5 separate regions of the Homo sapiens genome follow, and all the other regions are linked to region 1. A link is an interaction called in ENCODE POLR2A ChIA-PET data of the cell type or tissue named here. Cell type or tissue: CD4-positive, alpha-beta T cell. All regions are shown on one strand. Region 1 overlaps ARMC7 (armadillo repeat containing 7). Region 2 has its middle 3.6 kb from the start of NUP85. Region 3 overlaps KCTD2 (potassium channel tetramerization domain containing 2). Region 4 holds the start of SUMO2 (small ubiquitin like modifier 2). Region 5 overlaps SUMO2 (small ubiquitin like modifier 2).

What was found. ChIA-PET counts read pairs that join two places held together with the same protein. Peaks named below come from ENCODE experiments on the same cell type or tissue, not always from the same donor. Only the 100,000 strongest peaks of a DNase experiment are listed, where the experiment ranks them.
Region 2: POLR2A ChIA-PET joins it to region 1 with 10 read pairs; 28 of 35 experiments call an interaction of 5 or more read pairs at or near these places.
Region 3: POLR2A ChIA-PET joins it to region 1 with 23 read pairs; 27 of 35 experiments call an interaction of 5 or more read pairs at or near these places.
Region 4: POLR2A ChIA-PET joins it to region 1 with 13 read pairs; 28 of 35 experiments call an interaction of 5 or more read pairs at or near these places.
Region 5: POLR2A ChIA-PET joins it to region 1 with 57 read pairs; 30 of 35 experiments call an interaction of 5 or more read pairs at or near these places.

What each region holds. Positions count from the first base shown.
Region 1 is chr17:75,112,079-75,116,078 of GRCh38, forward strand. The region is part of intron 2 of ARMC7 (armadillo repeat containing 7); the gene reads left to right. Among named protein-coding and RNA genes, the nearest start is that of ARMC7, 4.1 kb to the left of the region's middle. RefSeq lists enhancers at 1,862-2,401, 2,843-2,902, 2,943-2,992. In CD4-positive, alpha-beta T cell, CTCF peaks have their summits at 2,139 (motif pointing right) and 2,341; a DNase peak (open chromatin) is centred at 2,153; H3K4me3 peaks cover 951 bases; H3K27ac peaks cover 476 bases.
Region 2 is chr17:75,200,044-75,204,043 of GRCh38, forward strand. No RefSeq gene overlaps it. Among named protein-coding and RNA genes, the nearest start is that of NUP85, 3.6 kb to the right of the region's middle. In CD4-positive, alpha-beta T cell, a CTCF peak has its summit at 1,846 (motif pointing left); a DNase peak (open chromatin) is centred at 1,858.
Region 3 is chr17:75,058,584-75,062,583 of GRCh38, forward strand. It overlaps KCTD2 (potassium channel tetramerization domain containing 2), which reads left to right. Exons shown (of 6, transcript NM_015353.3): 4 at 927-1,022; 5 at 3,537-3,662. Among named protein-coding and RNA genes, the nearest start is that of KCTD2, 13 kb to the left of the region's middle. In CD4-positive, alpha-beta T cell, a CTCF peak has its summit at 1,659; a DNase peak (open chromatin) is centred at 1,548.
Region 4 is chr17:75,181,450-75,185,449 of GRCh38, forward strand. SUMO2 (small ubiquitin like modifier 2) reads right to left here and starts at 1,510. Exons shown (of 4, transcript NM_006937.4): 1 at 1,365-1,510. The coding sequence starts at 1,385. RefSeq lists an enhancer at 818-1,468 and silencers at 1,050-1,449, 1,580-1,809. In CD4-positive, alpha-beta T cell, a CTCF peak has its summit at 1,129; DNase peaks (open chromatin) are centred at 742, 1,162 and 1,612; H3K4me3 peaks cover 2,386 bases; H3K27ac peaks cover 3,451 bases.
Region 5 is chr17:75,169,792-75,173,791 of GRCh38, forward strand. All of the region lies in intron 3 of SUMO2 (small ubiquitin like modifier 2), which reads right to left. Among named protein-coding and RNA genes, the nearest start is that of SUMO2, 11 kb to the right of the region's middle. In CD4-positive, alpha-beta T cell, CTCF peaks have their summits at 2,173 (motif pointing left) and 2,373; a DNase peak (open chromatin) is centred at 2,230.

The DNA.
Region 1 (4,000 bases):
AGAAAGGCATTTTAGCCGGGACACAGCATGGGCAAAGGCCTTAAAACAGGAAGGAGCCAGACGGAAGGCTGATGTGGGAGGATCGTTGCAGTGAAGTGGAGAATGGCACAAAAAGAGTTTAGAGAGTTCAGTGGCACCAGAGCTTGCAGGAGTTTAGATCTAGGCCGTGGGAAATAGTTTGAAGCAAACAAAATTTTGAGAACAAACAAAAATTCCTTTTTCAAGCAATGCAGTGCCCACCTGTAGTCCCAGATACTCAAGAGGATCGCTTGAGCCCAGGAATTTGAGGCTGTCGTGTGCTGTGATTGCACGATTGCACCTGTGAATAGCCACTGCACTGCAGCCTGGCCAACACGCGCGTAGTCACCTGGCTGAAGTCTTGTCAGGCTTCTCCACTGTAAAATTACTCTTTCTTTCCCCTCTTTACGTATGATACCCATTGGAAGGAAGTCACTACATAAATTATCTTAAATCTCTCTTTTTATTCTCTTTTTCTTTTTTTTTTTTTTTTTTTTGAGATAGGGTCTCACTCTGTCACTTAGGCTGGAGTGCAGTGGTGTGATCATAGCTCACCATAAACTTGAACTCCTGGGCTCAAGCAGTCTTCCTGCCTTAGCCTCCCGAGTAGCTGTGACTACAGGTGTGCACCACCATGCCCAGCTAATTTTTTTTTTTTTTAATTTTTTGTTGTGACAGGATCTCACTGTGTTGCCCAGACTGGTCTCGAACTCCTGGCCCCAAGAAATAAATCCCTTGTAACCCTAAACAGACCCTCATTTCATAACACTGATTCTCGAAGGCCCCAACCAGGAATGCAAATGTTCCCCCTTCCGGTTTGTCTCATTGCCTCTTTGTGGTTTCTTTATCCCCTTTATTTCCTATAATCCAGAAATTGGGTTGAATGTCTTGATAGGATCAAATAACACATTTTTTATTTTATTTTATTTTATTTTATTTTATTTTTTGAGATGGAGTCTTGCTCTGTCGCCCAGGCTGGAATGCGGTGGTGCAATCTCAGCTCACTGCAACCTCTGCCTCCTGGGTTCAGACAGTTCTCCTGCTTCAGCCTCCCGGGTATGGGATTATAGGCGCCCGCCACCACGCCCGGCTAATTTTTGTGTTTTTAGTAGAGACGGGGTTTCACCGTGTTGGCCAGGCTGGTCTCAAACTCCTGACCTCAGGTGATCCGCCCGCCTCAGCCTCCCAAAGTGCTGGGGTTACAGTCGTGAGCCACCACACCTGGCCCAACTAACACATTTTTAAAAATACTTTTTATTTATTTATTTTTTTTTTTGAGATGGAGTCTTGCTCTGTCGCCCAGGCTGGAGTGCAGTGGCGCGATCTCGGCTCACTGCAAGCTCCGCCTCCCGGGTTCACGCCATTCTCCTGCCTCAGCCTCCCAAGTAGCTGGGATTACAGGCGCCCCCCCACCAGGCCCGGCTAATTTTTTGTACTTTTAGTAGAGACGGGGTTTCACCGTGTTAGCCAGGATGGGCTCAATCTCCTGACCTCGTGATCTGCCCGCCTCGGCCTCCCAAAGTGCTGGGATTACAGGCGTGAGCCACCGCGCCCGGCAAAAATACATTATGATAAGTGTGATTCAAATTTTTCAAAGACCATCCAGGTCTCCTCTAAAGAGGAGAGGAGATTCCTGGGGCCAGACTACAAATGAGGGTCTTCTCTCCATGAGGGGGCTCCAGCACATGTGTGTGCGGATTCACACCCCCACAGACAGCTGCCCCTTGGCCACTCCCTGGGTTTGGAAGTGCACACACCAACAGTGGCATTCACTCCTGGGAGTCAGGATCCAAGAGAGAGGCCCATGCAGCCGTGGGAGCAGGTTTAGGGCCTGGAGCTCCAGGTGCAGGGGAAGGACGGCTGTGGGCTTTGGGTGAGCTCCCTGGACTTACTGCCCCACAGAGGACCAGAGTGGGGCCTGCTAAAGCCAAGCCAGGGCAGGAGCCCCAGTTGCCCAGGTCCCCGAGTGATGCCAGCTCCTCTAGAAGATTATTATGCCAAACAAATATTCTAAAAAGTTGGTCTCTAAAACGTCCTCCGTCCCGTCCCTTTTCGTGCCTCTGCCCCCACAGCTGCTGCAGTCTGAACGGTGACGGTGGCCCCTGCAGAAGCATGTGGCTAAATCTCCACCAGGGGGCGATAGAGCTCCTCCAAATCAAGCTGCTGCCCCTGGAGAAAAATTGGCGGAAGTCACAGAGCAGTCCCCACCAAAAGTGTTTACCAAGTGGAGTCTTTCCTGCTGGCGTTTCCTCAGGGTCAGGAAGCAACTTTCCCAGGACAGGGGCACCCTGAGGTCCGGGTCCACTGAGCTATGGGGGCGGCGTGGGCCTGGGCTGGGTTCTTGCCATCCTGGGCAGCTTCCCGGCGTGGGTGACTGAGCCCGGGTCCTGGAGTCCGCGGTCCCAGCGTCTCCACTTCTCAGCTGATTCCTAGAAGCTGAGTCCCGTCCCTTCTCCGAGCGTGGTTTCCTCTCCCGCCTTGCCTGCGTCGCAAGCAGTTGTGGGAGCAGAAGTGTGTCTGTGCATCTGTGTCTCTGTGCAGGTATTTTAGAATTGTTAGGATCATTATCACCAGCTTTACTTTTCCCAACCATTTTTTTCCTCCTTTTTTTCTCTTCCTTCTTCTGCCACAGCAAGACCCCCCCGCCCCAAGCACAGTAGCTTTCTCAGCGTCGAATCCCTCCGTGGGACCATGTTGCAATGAAATTTCAACATGCAAATGAAATTTCTCGAAATTTCTCTTGTGTTTATTATGCATGACTGAGAAGGAGAGCCCCCGCGTATTTTCTTACTGCCGTCGTTTCCCTTTCTCTTAGTGTCTCTGCTTGGGGATCCCCGACAGGCACTTATTCTGCTGTTTCTGGAGAAGGCTCTGTGCTGCGCTTTGGAGCTTTGAGTCTTTTATCCGATGTGGCAGCCCTGAGATTGTGATCTCCCTGAGCCAGAGCCAGCCTTACTTCTGTCTGCATGGTTTGAGTGCTTAGGCCTTTTGGCCTAGGGAGGAGGAAAGAAGGGGAAGAAAAGGCAGGAGATCTTCACTTAATAGGTGTGGAGTCCTGGCCATGACTTGGTGCAACACCCCTGAGCAGGGTTGGTTCTGGAAGGACTGGCACAGTGGAGAGCTGAGTCAGATTGCCCATGGCTGTGGCTCGCAGAACCAAAACCAAGCTGGGTATGGTGGCTCACACCTGTAATCCCATTTGGGAGGCCGAGGGGGGTGGATCACTTGAGGTCAGGAGTTCGAGACCAGCCTGGCCAACATGGCAAAACCCCGTCTCTACTAAAAATACAAAAATTAGTTGGGTGTGGTGGCGCACACCTGTAGTCCCAGCTACTCGGAGGCTGAGGCAGAAGAGTTGCTTGAACCAGGAGACAGAGGTTGCAGTGAGCCAAGATCACGCCACTGCACTCCAGCCTGGGTGACAGAGCAAGACTCTGTCTCCATAAAAAAAAAAAGGAACCAAAACCATTGTCTGCTTGGTTGAGCAGGGTGGTTCATACCTGTAATCCCAGCATTCTGGGAGGCTGAAGCAAGAGGATTGCTTGAGCCCCCAGGAGGTCAAGAGCAGCCTGGGCAACATAGCAAAACCCTGTCCCTACAAAAACAAACAAAACAAGTATCTGCTTGTTGGCAGGCAGCACAGTGAGTTGGATGAGAGCTGGGCCCTGGGGTCAGGCAGGCATCTGGGTGTGGGCTCTCTCTCCTCCAATCATCTGTCAGATGGGGACAGTGCCAGTAGCTGCTTCACATCAGTTGAGAGAATTAAATGAAACACCACAGTGCTCTTTTAGGGTTAGTGTCTGCAGCCATAGATAGGATTCCCTTGGTTGCCATCCAAAGACAAATACCCAAAACCCTTTGAGGGTGAGCTGTCGCCCCTTGTCCCAGAGAGGTGAGGTGCGGGATGGGATAACGTCCTATCAAGGGAATCACTCATCTGCTCCAGGAATTCTTACCTTCTGGAAAAACATCACGGAATGAC
Region 2 (4,000 bases), 88 kb after region 1:
TGTGCAGGTATCATTGCCTTTCATCTTTGTAGTCTCAGCAAATAGCAAAGTCCTGAGAGCCAGTAATCAATAAGTGTTCATTGACTTATTGATGCAGCAATAACTTTGTGTAGTACTTTTCTTTTTTTTGAGACAAGAGTCTAGTGACTCTGTCACCCAGGCTAGAGTGCAGTGGCACCATCTTGTCTCACTGCAACCTCCGCCTCCCAGGTTCAAGTGATTCTCCTGCCTCAGCCTCTCTAGTAGCTGAGATTACAGGCACCTGCCACCACATCAAGCTAATTTTTTGTATTTTTAGTAGAGACAGGGTTTTACCATGTAGGCCAGCTGGTCTCAAACTCCTGACCTCGAGTGATCTGCCCGCCTTGGCCTCCCAAAGTTCTGGCATTACAGGTGTGAGCCACCGCACCCAGCCAGTACTTTTTATGAGAAGGCCAAAAATGCTTAAACAGGGTCTCCCAAATGCCTGTCAGTTACACAGCTTCAACACTGATATGACAATTTCAAGTTCTAGGCCGATTAATGCTCAAATCCTACCTCTCTGTACATTAGTGGATTCACATAGGGCACTGAAATGAGGCCCAATGACTTGAAGCTGTTTGTTTCATAAAATGAACAGAAACAATATGAATAAAGCTATATTTTGCAGATTTGTGTGAATATAGATATTATCTGTACTCTTCTATCTTCTCTCAATAATTGATTACATACACTCTATCCAGGAGTATGAGGCTGCAGTGAACTATGATTGAGCCACTGAACTCCATCCTGGGCAGCAGAGCAAGTCTCTGTCTCTAAATAGGCCAGGCAAGGTGGTTCTTGACTGTAACCCTAGCACTTTGGGAGGCCAAGGTTGGAGAATCGATTGAGGGCAGGAGTTAGAGATCACCCTGGGCAACATAATGAGATCTTGTCTCTACAGCATTTTTTGTTGTTGTTGTTGTTTGTTTGTTTGTTTTTTGAGACAGAGTCTCCCTCTGTCGCCTAAGCTGGAGTGCAGTGGCATGACCTCGGCTTATTGCAACCTCCACCTCTCAGGTTCAAGTGATTCTCTTGCCTCAGCCTCCTGAGTAGCTGGGACTATAGGTGTGCGCCACCACGCCTGGCTAATTTTTGTAGTTTTCATAGAGACTGGGTTTCTCCACGTTGGTCAGGCTGGTCTTGAACTCCCGATCTCAGGTGATCTGTCCGCCTCAGCCTCCCAAAGTGCTGGGATTACAGGTGTGAGCCACCGTGCCTGGCATTTTTTTTTTTTTTTGAAATGGAGTCGTGCTCTGCCGCCCAGGCTGGAGTGCAGTGGCATGATCTCAGCTCACTGCAACCTTTGCCTCCCGGGTTCAAGCGATTCTCCTGCCTCAGCCTCCTGAGTAGCTGGGACTACAGGCATGGGTCACCATGCCTGGCTATTTTTTGTATTTTTAGTAGAGACAGGGTTTCACCATATTGGTCACGCTGGTCTTGAACTCCTTACCTCAGGTGATCTGCCAGCCTTGGCTTCCCAAAGTGCTGGGATTACAAGCATGAGCCACCGTGCCCAGCCCCAAATAACCTTTTAATAAGAATTCTGCATAAAAATTATTTGTGAGGCACTTCTTTTATTCATTTAAATCTCCTTTTTGGTGCTTATATAAAACACATCTCTCTTGATTATTTCTTGGAAGTGTAATTATGAGGACAAAAAGATGAACATTTTCAAACTTTTTGAAATAATTTTTCATGTCCTGTCAGTCTTCATAGTTATTTTAAACAGGTGAGTAAAGTAACATCTCACTGATATAATTTATTTAGCTAACTTCTACGGTTGAACATATATACCAGCAGCTCTTAACAGAGGTGATTTTGCCCCCTAGAGGACACTGGGAATATATGCAGATATTTTCAGTTTTCACAATTGTGGGATGTTATTGGCATCTAGTGGGTAAAGGTCAGAAGTTGGAGTTCTTGTTCTTGGTGGGGTGTTGTTTTGTTTTGTTTTGTTTTGTTTTTTTGAGTTGGAGTTTTGCTCTTGTTGCCCAGGCTGGAGTGCAATGACGTGATCTCATCTCACCACAACCTCTGCCTCCTGGGTTCAAGCGATTCTCTTGCCTCAGTCTCCCTAGTAGCTGGGATTACAGGCGGATGCCATGAAGCCCAGCTGATTTTTGTATTTTTAGTAGAGACTGTGTTTCACCATGTTGGTCCAGGCTGGTTTCGAACTCCTGACCTCAGGTGATCTGCCCACCTCAGCCTCCCAAACTACTGGGATTACAGGTGTGAGCCACCGCACCCAGCCTGTTTTTTTGTTTTTGTTTTTTTTTTTTCTTTCTGAGACGGAGTCTCCCTCTGTCACCCAGGCTGGAATGCAATGGCATGGTTTTGGCTCACTGCAACCTCCGCCTCCCGGGTTCAAGTGATTCTCCTGCCTCAGCCTCCGGAGTAGCTGGGATTACGGGTGCCTGCCACCATGCCTAATTTTTGTAGTTTTAGTAGAGACGGGGTTTCACCATATTGGCCAGGCTGGTCTCGAACTGCTGACCTCGTGATCCGCCCACCTCGGCCTCCCAAAGTGCTGGGATAACAGGCGTGAGCCACTGCGCCTGGCCATATTGTTGCTTTTGAAACAGGGTCTTGCTGGAGTATAGTGCTATAACAATCGTAGTTCACTGCAGCCTTGACTTGAACTCCTGGGCTCAAGAAATCCTCTGGCCTCAGTCTCCTTCCTCTTGCTGTAGCTAGGGCTACAGGTATGTGCCACTAGTTCCAGCTAGAGTTTTTTTTTTTTTTTTTTTTTTTTTTTTTTTTTTTTTTTTTGAGAGGGAGTCTTACACTGTCGTCCGGGCTGGAGTGCAGTGGTATGATCTTGGCTCACTGCAACCTCCGCCTCCAGGGTTCAAACGATTCTCCTGCCTCAGCCTCAGTAGCTGGGACTACAGGCGCACAACCGCCATGACCAAATAATTTTTTGTATTTTAGTGGAGACGGGGTTTCATCTTGTTGCCCAGGCTGGTCTTGAACTCCTGAGCTCAGGTAATCCGCCCGCCTCGGCCTCCCGAAGTGTTGGGATTATAGGCGTGAGCCACCGCGCCCGGCCTTTTTTTATTTTTTATTTTTTGAGACAGCATCTTGCTCTTGCCCTGTTGCCCAGGCTGAGGCCAGAGATTTTGTTAAATAATGTACACTGTGCCCGGTTCAGGAGCATTAGTTTTATTAGGCTGCATGAAATGTATCCACTTAAGACTTTACCAGGCTGGGTGCGGTGGCTCATGCCTGTAACCCTAGCACTTTGGGAGTCTGAGGCGGGTGGATCACCTGAGGTCAGGCGTTCGAGTCCAGCCTGACCAATATGGCGAAACCCCGTCTCTACTAAAAAATAAAAAATTAGCCCGGCGTAGTGGCGTGTGCCTGTAGTCCCAGCTGCTCGGGAGGCTTAGGCAGCAGAATCGCTTGAACCCGGGAGACGGAGGTTGCAGTAAGCCGAGATCGTGCCACTCCACTCCAGCCTGGCGACAGAGCAAGACTCTGTCTCAAAAAGACAAAAAAAAAAAAAAAAAAAAAAAGACAAAGAAAAAAAAAAGAGAGAGAGAGCTTGTTAGATCTTAGTGCTATATTTCCTTGATTATTTTTATTTTAAGGCTGACAAAATGCCATTTAAGATAATAAAAGTAGTTAAATTGCCTGACCAAGAGCTAGATAACATTGAGGAAAAAGTATTGGCAATATTCTTTGGTCTAATACTGCTATATACCAACCATTTTACCCAATCATTCAAATAGGCTTAGTAATACAAGGGCGAAAAAGGAAAACTACAGCTAATAGTGCTATCCTTGTTCTTTTTTTTTTTTGAGACGGAGTCTCGCTCTGTCGCCCAGGCTGGAGTGCAGCGGTGCAATCTCGGTTCACTGCAAGCTCCGCCTCCCCGGTTCACGCCATTCTCCTGTCTCAGCCTCCCGAGGAGCTGGGACTACAGGCACCCGCCACCACGCCCGGCTGATTTTTTTTTTTTTTTTTTTTTTTTTTTGTA
Region 3 (4,000 bases), 53 kb before region 1:
GGTCAGGAGTTCAAGACCAAGCCTGGCCAACATGGTGAATCCCCTTCTCTACTAAAAATACAAAAATTAGCCAGGCTTAGCGGCAGGCGCCTGTAATCCCAGCTATTCGGGAGGCTGAGGCGGGAGAATCGCTTGAACCGGGGAGGCGGAGTTGCAGTGAGCTGAGATCGCGCCACTGTACTCCAGCCTGGGCGACAGAGTGAGACTGTGTCTTAAAAAATAATAATAAATAGGCCGGGCGCGGTGGCTCATGCCTGTAATCCCAGCACTTTGGGAGGCCGAGGCGGGTGGATCACGAGGTCAGGAGATCGAGACCATCCTGGCTAACACAGTGAAACCCCGTCTCTACTAAAAAATACAAAAAATTAGCCGGGCGTGGTGGCGGGTGCCTGTAGTCCCAGCTACTTGGGAGGCTGAGGCAGGAGAATGGCGTGAACCTGGGAGGCAGAGCCTGCAGTGAGCCAAGATTGCACCATTGCACTCCAGCCTGGGCGACAGAGCGAGACTCCGTCTCAAAAATAAATAAATAAAATTATAATAATAATAAATAATAATAATTTTACCTTATTTTTGACTTGGGGAAATGGATTAAATCTAAGTTTGTTGGCATAGTTGCTCAAGCATTCATCCCTCTGAAGTTCAGAATTATTTTACCTTTTTTATTCTTTCACTCTTTGGATATGTTTTTATTGAAAAGCCACAGTATGCTGGCTTGTGGTCACTTAAAAAGAAAAACATTTTTTAAAGAGAAGGGAAAAAAAGAAACGCCACAGTACTATTTGTAAAAGGGGATAGTGGGTGGCTGCCAAGAAAAGATTTCCAAGCAAACTCCTTTTCAGTGTTTATTCATTTGAAGAGCCTCCTTGGGGCAGCTGCAAACTGTGGTGTCCTTGGTGCTGTTCTCAGTCTGCGCCTGGTCATTGCAGGGCCCCGTGAAGCACGTGTACAGAGTCCTGCAGTGTCAGGAAGAAGAGCTCACGCAGATGGTGTCCACGATGTCCGACGGCTGGAAATTCGAACAGGTACATCTCTTAACAGAGCAGCAATCCCAGGCCCCGTTCAAGGGGTCTGCAGCTCTTCAAACAATCAGTGTGGATGGCCAATTAATAACCACGGGAGACGGCTACGGCCAGGTGGGATCCTATTCCAAAACATGGGCAAAGAGCCATTTGGTGGGCACTGCTGGCCTAGTGGTGCGTGAGGAGTTGGGGAAACAGAGGAGCATCATGTCTTAGCTTCACACGCAGACTTTCCAGGGGAGCCAACGAGCAGTTTAGGCTTGAAGTGCCTCAAAGCCTTTGGTTTTTGTTCCCTCACAGGGATCGTAGAATGAGTCCCTAAAGGAGACTGGGATTCGACAACAATCCTTCCATTTCTTTTCCCAGGGTCAGAACTTTTTGGTTCTGAATGTCTTATGTAATCCACCGTGAAGAGCTTGGTGAACAGCTGTGCTAGGAAGGATCAGGCGCCATGGGAAGTGTGGTGCGGCCGTTTCCCCTACTTCTCTCCGCCTCGTGCTTACGACTGAGCTATCAAAACAAAGCTATGACAGTTGGAGCTTCACTGTTCTCCTCCATTAGATGGCAGACTTGTTAAATTCTGTTGCCTTCAAAACATAGGAAGGCCAGAGCGAATAGAGTAAATACAATTTTTTTTTTTTTTGGAAAGTCAAATCCCTTTCTTCATTCCATCCCTTTTAGACATGGCATTTAAAACAGACATTGCTACATCACTAACTTCCCACAAGCTGTGGTGTCCACTGGAAAAATGTAGTCCTTGATATTTCTATTTCACATTCAAGTGATCCTCTGCCACTTATTAACTGGTTCACTTCAATTTCAAAAAGCCAAAAAAGTCCTCTAACATAAGCCTTCCAAGGTGATACTTTCAGAAACCAGGGTTGGAACTAACCAGACAACAGCGCGACAGCCAAGACCAGCTGCTCTTGATGCCCTTTTCACTTCTGTGTTGTCCTGGTTGAAGTTGGCAAAGAGCAGCTGGCCGGCGCCGGCCTCCCCGCTCTGGCTCGCCAGGTTCATGGCTGGGCGCGTGGCGAGTGGGCCCGGCCAGGGAGGGCGCGCGTGCGAGGGCGGGTCAGGCTGCACTCAGGGTCTCGGTCGCCGCCACTCGCCACCCTGGGATCAACCGCCTGAGTAAATATGATTTTATACGGATTATGCCTACTTATGTGTAGAGTTTTAACAGGTCAACAGCTGTCTCACCAGATGCTTACCTTCTAAAAGAAAACTCACACTTTGCATTAATGCTGTTATCTCACAGATCAAGTGCAAAGCTGTCTCTGCCTTCAGAGCCAGCGGTGATTATTTCTCACACTTAGCTTCCACCACGGAATCCACTCTGCCTGTGTCTGTCATCCTGGTTCTTACTGGGCATGGGTTGTAAAACGTCGCCAAGAGTTTAATGCCCTCCACTCCAGAAGTATTTTTCCTAATATGAGCTCTTAAGCAAAGGATTTTTTTAATGTATTCTTTGTGAAACTAAAATGAATAATTTCTTGTTAATTTCTCATCTTATTACTGTCCCGTGGGAAGACGGAGGGTGTTCCTATTGCCTCCCTTCTGGATGAGGAAGTTTGTTTCAGACAGGCGGAGGCGCCCCCAGCCCCATCCTACCACAGTCAGCCATGCCGCCCATGTGAGGCCTCGCCTGCTCACTGGGATGCCCTCACCCTCTGCCTGAGCTGCTCCCCTGCGTGTGTATTTCCTCTTTAGAATTAAATTCTGAATTCTATTATCCAAAAAGGTTAAAAGTACCAGCATGCTGGGCACGGTGGTTCACACCTGTAATCTCGGCACTTTGGGAGGCCACGGTGGGAGGATTGCTTGAGTCCTGGAGTTCGGAGACCAGCCTGGGCAACATAGCGAGACCCCCCTTCTCTATCAAAAATAAAAGAATTAGCCAGGCATGGTGGCTGTAGTCCCTGTAGTCCCAGCTACTCAGGAGGCTGACGTGGGAGGATCACTTGAGACCAGGAGGTGGAGGCTACAGTGAGCTGTGATTGCACCACTGCACTCCAGCTTGGGTGACAGAGCTAGACCCTGTCTGGAAATAAAAAGTACCAGCAGCATATGACTTCCAGTAGCTGATCAGTGATTGGCTCGGTGCTTTCCAGAGCCTCCTGTCCCCAGTCTAGGGCTTCTGCTGATAGAGGAGCCAGCTGTGTGTGTGACTGAGGCAAATGTCCATTTTGTTGGCAGATGCGTTCTGTCTTCCCTTGCTGTGCTCGACGGGGCGTGGGCATGTTAATCCTGCCGCTGACGGGGGGGGACTTCAGAGCTTGGGTGAGGGGACAGTGGAGCTCATACTCTTCCTCCTGGGGAGGCCTCACCAATGATGCCCTGATGAAGAACAGGCCCATTTCTCCCCGGGGGCTTTGGTAGTCACAGAGAACTCATATAAAGAGTTAAACCTTTGATAACTTAAAAGTTCAGTCGGAAGAGGGGTGATTTGTGTAGCACTTTCGAAAGTATGTTAAGATTGCCACATGAATGTTCACTGTATTCTTGGTTCATCAGCTCATCAGCATCGGATCTTCCTATAACTACGGCAATGAGGATCAGGCAGAATTCCTCTGTGTTGTCTCCAGAGAACTAAATAATTCTACCAATGGCATCGTCATAGAGCCGAGCGAAAAGGCGAAGGTAAGGAGCCCCTTCCCTGGGCAGTTGCCTCTGGCTTGCTTGTTCGCACCCCCTCCGTGGGCTTTTCCTGAACTCTTGCTCCTCACTTCTTCCCTGGCCTTCTAGAGCCAGCGTTGCATTTTCCCCTCGTTTTGTTATTTTTGACTGTTGTAATTTAATTGGGATTTACGGAGCACTGACAGGTGTTTTTAGTTAGAAAATATGAACCTAAAAAGGGTAGACTTTCTCCATCCTCTGCCAAATCAATGAAAAAGAAAAGCTGGTTGCCACTAATTACTACAGGGTAGGATTTCTGAACTCAGACTTGGAAGGTATTTTGATTTATTCTTTAAAACTGT
Region 4 (4,000 bases), 69 kb after region 1:
TCAGTGTATTGCAACGTTCTCTTGAAGTTAAACTTCCTAAAATGACATATATCACTCCCAAAATACTTTACCCCCCAAAAAAGTTAAAAATAGAGTCCCTTCTCTTTTCTAAGCACTTTAAGTACAACTGCAAGAAACAAAACAATAAATCTACAGCCTGCCATTCAAAACTCATTACCGTTGTCATTAAAAAGTTACCAAACTCAGTTTAATAACCTAAATCCAATCTCCATTAAAGGAAACACACAAACAAAAAAAACAATCGAAGAATATCCCGATTCCCCCCGGAACAGCGGTAATACTCAGTCAGGACCACAGTTAACGTTCTCCTCTATTAGCAGCTTCATTTTTATTTTCGGTTAAGAGCACTTATTCTCCCCTCCCCCCCTTTGTTGTCATGGGTCAAATACACAGTTTTATCCTGATTTGTTTCTTGTAGATTTCGACCCAACCTAAAGTTGTCCAAAATCGAGTGCAGAAGCAATTCTGTAGCCCTAAAACGCTCCAGAAAGTAAAGGCGCGGGAGGCGGGGGGTGCCACCAAACTAAAAGCAGCAAGTCCCGTGTGCCCCGATGATGGGTGTCCCCAAGTCCTCCCGGGAAGTCTCCGGGTGCCTCAAAAGCCGCGTTCAAAAGTTAAGCCGCACAAAGTCTCTCTGCTCGTACCTGTGCCTCCAACTTCATGAAACCACATGGTGTTCGCGGATTAGGGGTTCGTTGGCACCCAGGGAAAAGCCGCTGCCCCTCCCCCTTCGGGCCCCTGAGGCTATTAAAGTGGGAAATACTCCACGGGAATCCCCCTACCCCCAGGCCCAGGACGGCGGCCCGCGGGCATCCAGGTTCCTGCCCGTCCGCAGCCCATTGATTCGCCCCGAACCCTCGCCCCGCCGCCGCGGCCCCAGGCAGGGGTCCCCAGATGCCCGCGGTTCCTACCCGAGAGGTGAAGCCCGAGCCCAGAGGACTCCTCGCCGCCTCGGAGACTGCAACACCCGACGCGGGGTCGACAGAAGGTGGAGACCCCGCGCGCCCTAACGCCCCTCCTCACGCGCGCCGGCCGGCTGGGCCAAGAATCCCCGTTCGGGGCTGGTGGGTCCGCGGGCGTCCGCTTTCTGCCCGCCCAACTCGCGCCCGGCGCGCACTCGGAGGCCGCCGGGGGCGGGAGAGAGCGGCGGGGCCTCCTTCGGCGCGGGAGGGAGGAAGAGAGGGAGGGAGGAAAATGGCGCGGAGCGCCCGGGCCTGAGCCGCGGCCGGCCCCGTGGGGGGCCCGGGAAAGCGCTGGGAGCCAGCGGCGGGCTCTGGCCGGACCCCGGCCCGCGCCATGACCCCCACCGCGCGGCGAGGCGAAGGGGCCGGCGGCGAGCTCACCTTGGGCTTTTCGTCGGCCATGGCGAGCGCCGGAGTCTCCTCAGCTGCCGCTTCACAAAAGAGGTACCAGGTCCGCACCAAACGAGCACACAAGCAGCACCAGGAGCGGCAGAAGAAGGAGGCGGCAGCGGTGGACGAGGGGAGAGGGTGCGCGCACGTCGTGCGCTCCCTCCCCCCACCCTGCGTGCGCGAGCACGAGTAGCCGAAGCCTCCCATTGGCTGGCGCCTCGCGGGAGCGCGCAACGCTTACATAACCACCCCCACCCCCCGTCCCACGCCACCGCGTCCTGGGCCAGGCGCCCGCCCGGCCGGCGGGAAGAGGCGCGGACACGCGCACCCGGCCCGCCGCGGGGGCGCGCCTGGCTCTGGGCGGGGCTGTATTGTCCTCCTTCGTGGTGGAGCATAATCAAAATGGCTTCCAGCTGGTCCTCGGTGGGAACGATGAGGCTCGAGGCTTTAGACGTAAGCCATAGGCCAGGGAAGGCAGACTTACTAGAGGAGGAAGGGGATTCCTAAATCAAAGCCCCAGCATGAGGTTCTGGAAAAATCTCTCTCATTCAGTGGACCAGCAGCCCTCCCATGGTTACTTCCTCTCAGTCAATCTCAACCTGCTTCCCACCGGACTCTTGCCTAAAATGCAGTGTCTTCTTCTTCTTCTTCTTCTTCTTTTTTTTGAGACGGAGTCTCGCTCAGTCGCCCAGGCTGGAGTGCAGTGGCACGATCTCGGCTCACAGCAACCTCTGCCTCCCGGGTTCAAGTGATTCTCCTGCCTCAGCCTCCCGAGTAGCTGAGACTACAGGTACCCGCCACAACGCCCGGCTAATTTTTCGTAGAGACGGGGTTTCACCGTGTTAGCCAGGATGGTCTCGATCTCCTGACCTCGTGATCCGCCCGCCTCGGCCTCCCAAAGTGCTGGGATTACAGGCGTGAGCCACCGCGCCCGGCCTACAGTGTCTTCTTCTGTCCTGCTGGTAACCCTAGACTTTGACTAGCTACGGGAAAATATTCATGTATTCATTCAACGAGATCCTTACTCATCGCCTGTCTTCCAAGAGGAAACAGTATCCATAAGCGAGAACTACCCAACAATCAAGCTTCCAGCCAATTTAATCCTTTCCTCGTTGCATCCAGTTAAAACATACACATGCGTCCCTCCTGTCTGAAGAACAATCCGATGTGTGTGCACTGGATTCCATCTCGCTTCTTCCCCCGGGGCTTTATTATTTCCTTTTGTCCCTGAATTTTCTTCCTCTCCTCCGTTAGTATAGAAAAAAAAAAAAAAGCTCCCAATTCTATGAAGTTACCATCCTATCTCTCTCCATTCTTGGCCAAACAGCTCGAAAAAATGTCCCCGCCAGCTGTCTCCAACCCCTCCCCTCCCACTCACTCCTCAACCCACTGCAATCTGGTGCTGTCCCCAAAGTTCCACTAAAACTGCTCTCCACAAGGTCACCGCAGACTTCTTTGCTGAATCCAGTATGCTTCTCAGTTTGTCACTCCTCTTGAACTTTGCAGGAGGTAGGTTTTCCTCTCATCTCTAGCCTGTCCTTTGTTCTCTCTGCAATTTTTTTTCTTACTCACTCCTTCCCTTAACTGTTCCTTAGGGTTTTCTTCAAGATCCTTTTATCACTCCATTCCCTCTCCGAGGATGATTTCACCGATTTTCATTACCATCTCTTTGCTAATGATCCTCAAATCCATTATTTCTAGTCCACGTCTTTCTTCTGAGTTTCCAGTTGATTTCTGAACATCTCCACTTGGATATCCCAGAGGCACCTCAGACCCAGCAACTCTCAACTAAAACTCCTCACTTTACCTTCCACATGGGTCCTTCTTCCTGACCTGTCACTCTTAAACTGAGTGACACACCACTACAACAGCTGCCCCAAGCTGGAAAGGCCAGCAACATTCCTGACTTCTTCTCCTTCACACACTCCTCATCCAATCAATCTTGGCCAAATCTTGTCTATTCCACCTTCTTACCAAATCTAATTTCTTTGGCCTCTGGATGGAGCTGCATTTGCTGGCCTTCTGTAGGTTCTCTTTGGGGAGGAAGAGGCTTAAGACCTTAGATGTGTGATAGGCCAAAGCAGGAAGACCATCTAGTTCAGATCAACACTCTCAAAAGAGGCCGGGCATGGTGGCTCATGCCTGTAATCCCAGCACTTTGGGAGGCCGAGGTGGGAGGATCACCTGAGGTCAGGAGTTCGAGATCAGCCTGACCAACATGGAGAAACCCTGTCTCTACTGAAAATACAAAATTAGCTGGGTGTGGTGGCGCATGCCTGTAATCCCAGCTACTCGGGAGGCTGAGGCGGAAGAATCGCTTGAACCCGGGAGGAGGAGGTTGTGGTGAGCTGAGATCTCACCATTGCACTCCAGCCTGGGCAACAAGAGCGAAACTCCATTAAAAAAAAAAAAAAAAAAAAACACTCTCAAGAGATACTGCAATATCAGCCGGGCACGGTGGCTCATGCCTGTAATCCCAACACTTTGGGAGGCCGAGGCGGGCAAATCACCTGAGGTCAGGAGTTTGAGACCAGACTAGCCAACATGGTGAAACCCTCTGGTGGCTCACGCCTGTAATCCCAGCACTTTGGGAGGCCGAGGCGGATGGATTGCCTGAGGTCAGGAGT
Region 5 (4,000 bases), 58 kb after region 1:
TGAGCCAAGATTGTGCCACTGGACTCCAACACCGGTGACAGAGTGAGACTTGGTCTCAAAAAAAAAAAAAAAGGTGGGGGGGGGCGGGTGTGGCAGCTCACACCTGTAATCTCAACACTTTGGGAGGCCGAGGCAGGCAGATCACCTGAGGTCGGGAGTTCAAGACCAGCCTGGCCAAAATGGTGAAACCCAGTCTCTACTAAAAATACAAAAAACAAAACAAAAAAATTAGCTGGGCGTGGTGGCGCACGCCTGCACGCCTGTAATCCCAGCTACTTGGGAGGCTGAGGCAGGAGAATCACTTGAACCCAGGAGGTGGAGGTTGCAGTGAGCCAAGATCATGCCATTGCATGTGACAAGAAACTGTCTCAAAAAAATTAAATAAATGAAAGCTGAATATGTCTGTGTCGAGGGCCCACAGAAGGGTGATATGTTTAAAGAATCTCGCTGCACTGCTTAGCAAAGACTGAAAACAAATCTCAATAAAAACCCAAATTAGGCTGGGCGCCGGGGCTCACGCCTATAATCCCAACACTTTGGGAGGCCAAGGTGGGCGGATCACCAGGTCAACAGGTCAAACCCATCCTGGCCAACATGGTGAAACCCTGTTTCTACCAAAAATACAAAAATTAGCTGGGTGTGGTTGCGCACGCCTGTAGTCCCAGCTACTCGGGAGGCTGAGGCAGGAGAATCACTTGAACCCGTGAAGTGGAGGTTACAGTGAGCTGTGATTGCCCCACTGCACTCCAGCCTGGCAACAGAGCAAGACTCTGTCTCAAAAAACAAAAACAAAAACAAAAAACACCAAAACAAAAAACCCACGGCAGGCGTGGTGGCTCACAAGGTCAGTCATTCGAGACCAGCCTGGCCAACATAGTGAAACCCCGTCTCTACTAAAAATACAAAAAATTAGCTGGGCATGGTGGCAGGTGCCTGTAATCCCAGCCACTCAGGAGGCTGAGGCAGGAGAATCACTTGAACCTGGGAGGTGGAGGTTATAGTGAGCTGAGATCACGCCACTGCACTCCAGCCTGGGTGACAGTGCGAGACTCCAGGTCTCAAAAAAAAAAAAAAAAAACCCAAATTAATAAAACATAGTATGCTCAGATATTAAATACCATATAGCCGTTAAAAAATAAGATTTTCATGTACAGAAATGAAAATATCTTTAAGATACAGTAGATACAGTGTTAGGCTAAAAACACAATTTTAAAACTAAGCAGCAGCCAACTCGGTGCACTGACTATATAAGTTAGCCATGCTCTGTAAGGGGCAGTTAAAAAAAAAAAAAAGTACACCCCAAGGAGCAAAGCAGCTTATTGTATGACTACATTTGTGTTTTTCTATTTTTTCTTGCGATGGAGTTTCGCTGTTGTTGCCCAGGGTGGAGTGCAATGGCGCAATCTTGGCTCACTGCAACCTCTGCCTCCCGGGTCAAGCAATTCTCCTGCCTCAGCCTCCCAAGTAGCTGGGATTACAGGCATGCGCCATCATGCCCAGCTAATTTTGTACTGACTCCGTCAATACAGAAAATAAAATAAAAACAACATAAACAAATAAAATAAAAACAAAATTAGCCAGGCATCATGGTGGGCGCCTGTAATCCCAGCTACTCGGGAAGCTGAGGCAGGAGAATCGCTTGAACCCAGGAAGCAGAGGTTGCAGTGAGCTGAGATCACGCCACTGCACTCCAGTCTGGGAGACAGGGCAAAACTCCGTCTCGAAAAATAAAAAAATAAAAAAAAGCTGGGGAGGCAGGAGGCCTGCTAAGATGTTTTAATTTATCACAATCCTGCTATCTAACAAATATTGGGAGAATAATTCTAAAACGAATCAATTCCAAATTCTTCAAAATGAAGTAAAATGAATTGCAAATTCAACCTGAAGATTTTAAAATGCCTCAAGGTCACGGATCCAAACAAATAACTCCTTGTTTAATATTTGTAACTACTATAGCAGATAATCCCGTTTTAGTGGTGGGTAAGGAGGGCTTAAAGACAGGAAATACATTCTAATAACTGAGAGTACAGCACAATAGATACTTTTTACTATTTCTTTTAAAACCAAACAAGCCTGTCATCTATCTACTAAAACAAAATTATCCAAATGTGAAGTTTTACAGTGAAACTGTAAATGCCTTTAAAAAATGAGGTTCCTGTACCAGCCTCATTTATCAATAGAATTTAGCTCCTCCTTGTGGCTACATACCATAATTGCGCCTTTTTTTTTTTTTTTGACAGGGTTTCACTCTTTCACCCAAGCTAGAGTGAAGTGGCATGACCTCCGCGCTCACTGCAACCTCGACTGTCTGACACCTTTCCCCCGCCCAGATTCTCCTGGCTCAATCTCCCGAGTAGCTGGGATGGGATTACAGGTGAGCACCACCATGCCCGGCTAATTTTTGTATTTTTAGTAGAGACGGGGTAGTTTCGCCATGTTGGCCAGGCTGGTCTTGAACTGCTGACCTCAGGTGATCAACTTGCCTTGGCCTCCCAAAGTGCTAGGATTACAGTCGTGAGCTACTGTACCCAGACTTTTTTTTTTTTTTTTTTGAGACAGGGGCTGTTACCCAGGCTGGAGTGCAGTGGCACTATCTCTGCTGACTTTAATCTCCGCCTCTCGGGTTCAGGTGATTCTCCTGCCTCAGCCTCCTGAGTAGCTGGGACTACAGGCGTGCACCATCATGCCTGGCTAAATTTTTTTTTTTTTTTTTTGAGTTTCGCTCGTTACCCATGCTCGAGTGCAATGGCGTGATCTCCGGCTCACTGCAACCTCTGCCTCCTGGGTTCAAGCGATTCTCCTGCCTCAGCCTCCCGAGCAGCTGGGATTACAGGCCACCACACCCAGCTAATTTTGTATTTTTAGTAGAGACGGGGTTTCTCCATGTTGGTCGGAGTGGTCTCAAACTCCCAACCTCAGGTGATCCGCCCACCTCGGCCTCCCAAAGTGCTGGGATCACAGGCATGAGCCACTGCGCCCGGCGATGCCTGGCTAATTTTTGTATTTTTTGGCAGACACGGGGTTTCACCATATTGTCCAGGCTGGTCTCAAACTCCTGACCTCAAGCAATCTGCCTGCCTCAGCCTCCTGAAGTGCTAGGATGACAGGTGTGAACAAGTGCACCTGGCCCGTAATTCCTTTTGAGAGACTGTCACCAGTTGAAATGTCTTCAAAATATTCTTCTTTTCAGTACAACTCAGGGGCTTTTCCAATTTTCAAAGATTATCAACAAAACTACAATCTGGATGTGCTGCTTCATGCCACATTTATCACTTTCTAGTTTTTACTGGGTGATAAAGTTGAAATTCAAAAGTACATGGGATCCAATTTAAATTTCTACTATCACAACATTGTAAAATATGTTTCAGAAACTGTAAGTCTTCTATTTTTGAGACAGAGTTTTGCTCTATCGCCCAGGCTGGAGTGCAGTAGTATGATCATAACTCACTGCGGCCTGAAACTCCTGGACTCAAGCACCCCTCCCACTAAACTTCCCAAGAAGCTGGGACTACAGACACATGCTACCATGCCCAGCTCTTTTTCTTTCCTGTAGAGACCAGGTCTTGCTATATTGCCCAGACTGGTCTTAAACTCCTGGCCTCAAGCAACCCTCCTGCCAGTGTCAGTTTCCTAAAGTGATAGGACTACAGGTGTGAGCCACCAAGTCAGGACAAGACTGGAAGTCATTTTTTTTTTTTTTTGAGAGAGGGCCTCACTTTGTCACCCAGGCTGGTGTGCAGTGGTACCATCTTGGGTGACGGCAGCCTCCACTTCCTGGGCTCAAGCAATCCTTCCACCTCACCCTAAGAAGTAGCTGGTACTACAGGCACGTACCACTGCTCCCTGGCTAATTTTTGTATTTTTTTGTAAAGAGAGGGTTTTGCCATGTTGCCCAGGCTGGTCTTGAAATCCTGGACTCAAGTGCTCCGCCCACCTTGGCGTCACAGTGCTGGCATTACAAGCACTTTGTAATCTTGAAAATGGCTCTCATGAGCCACCC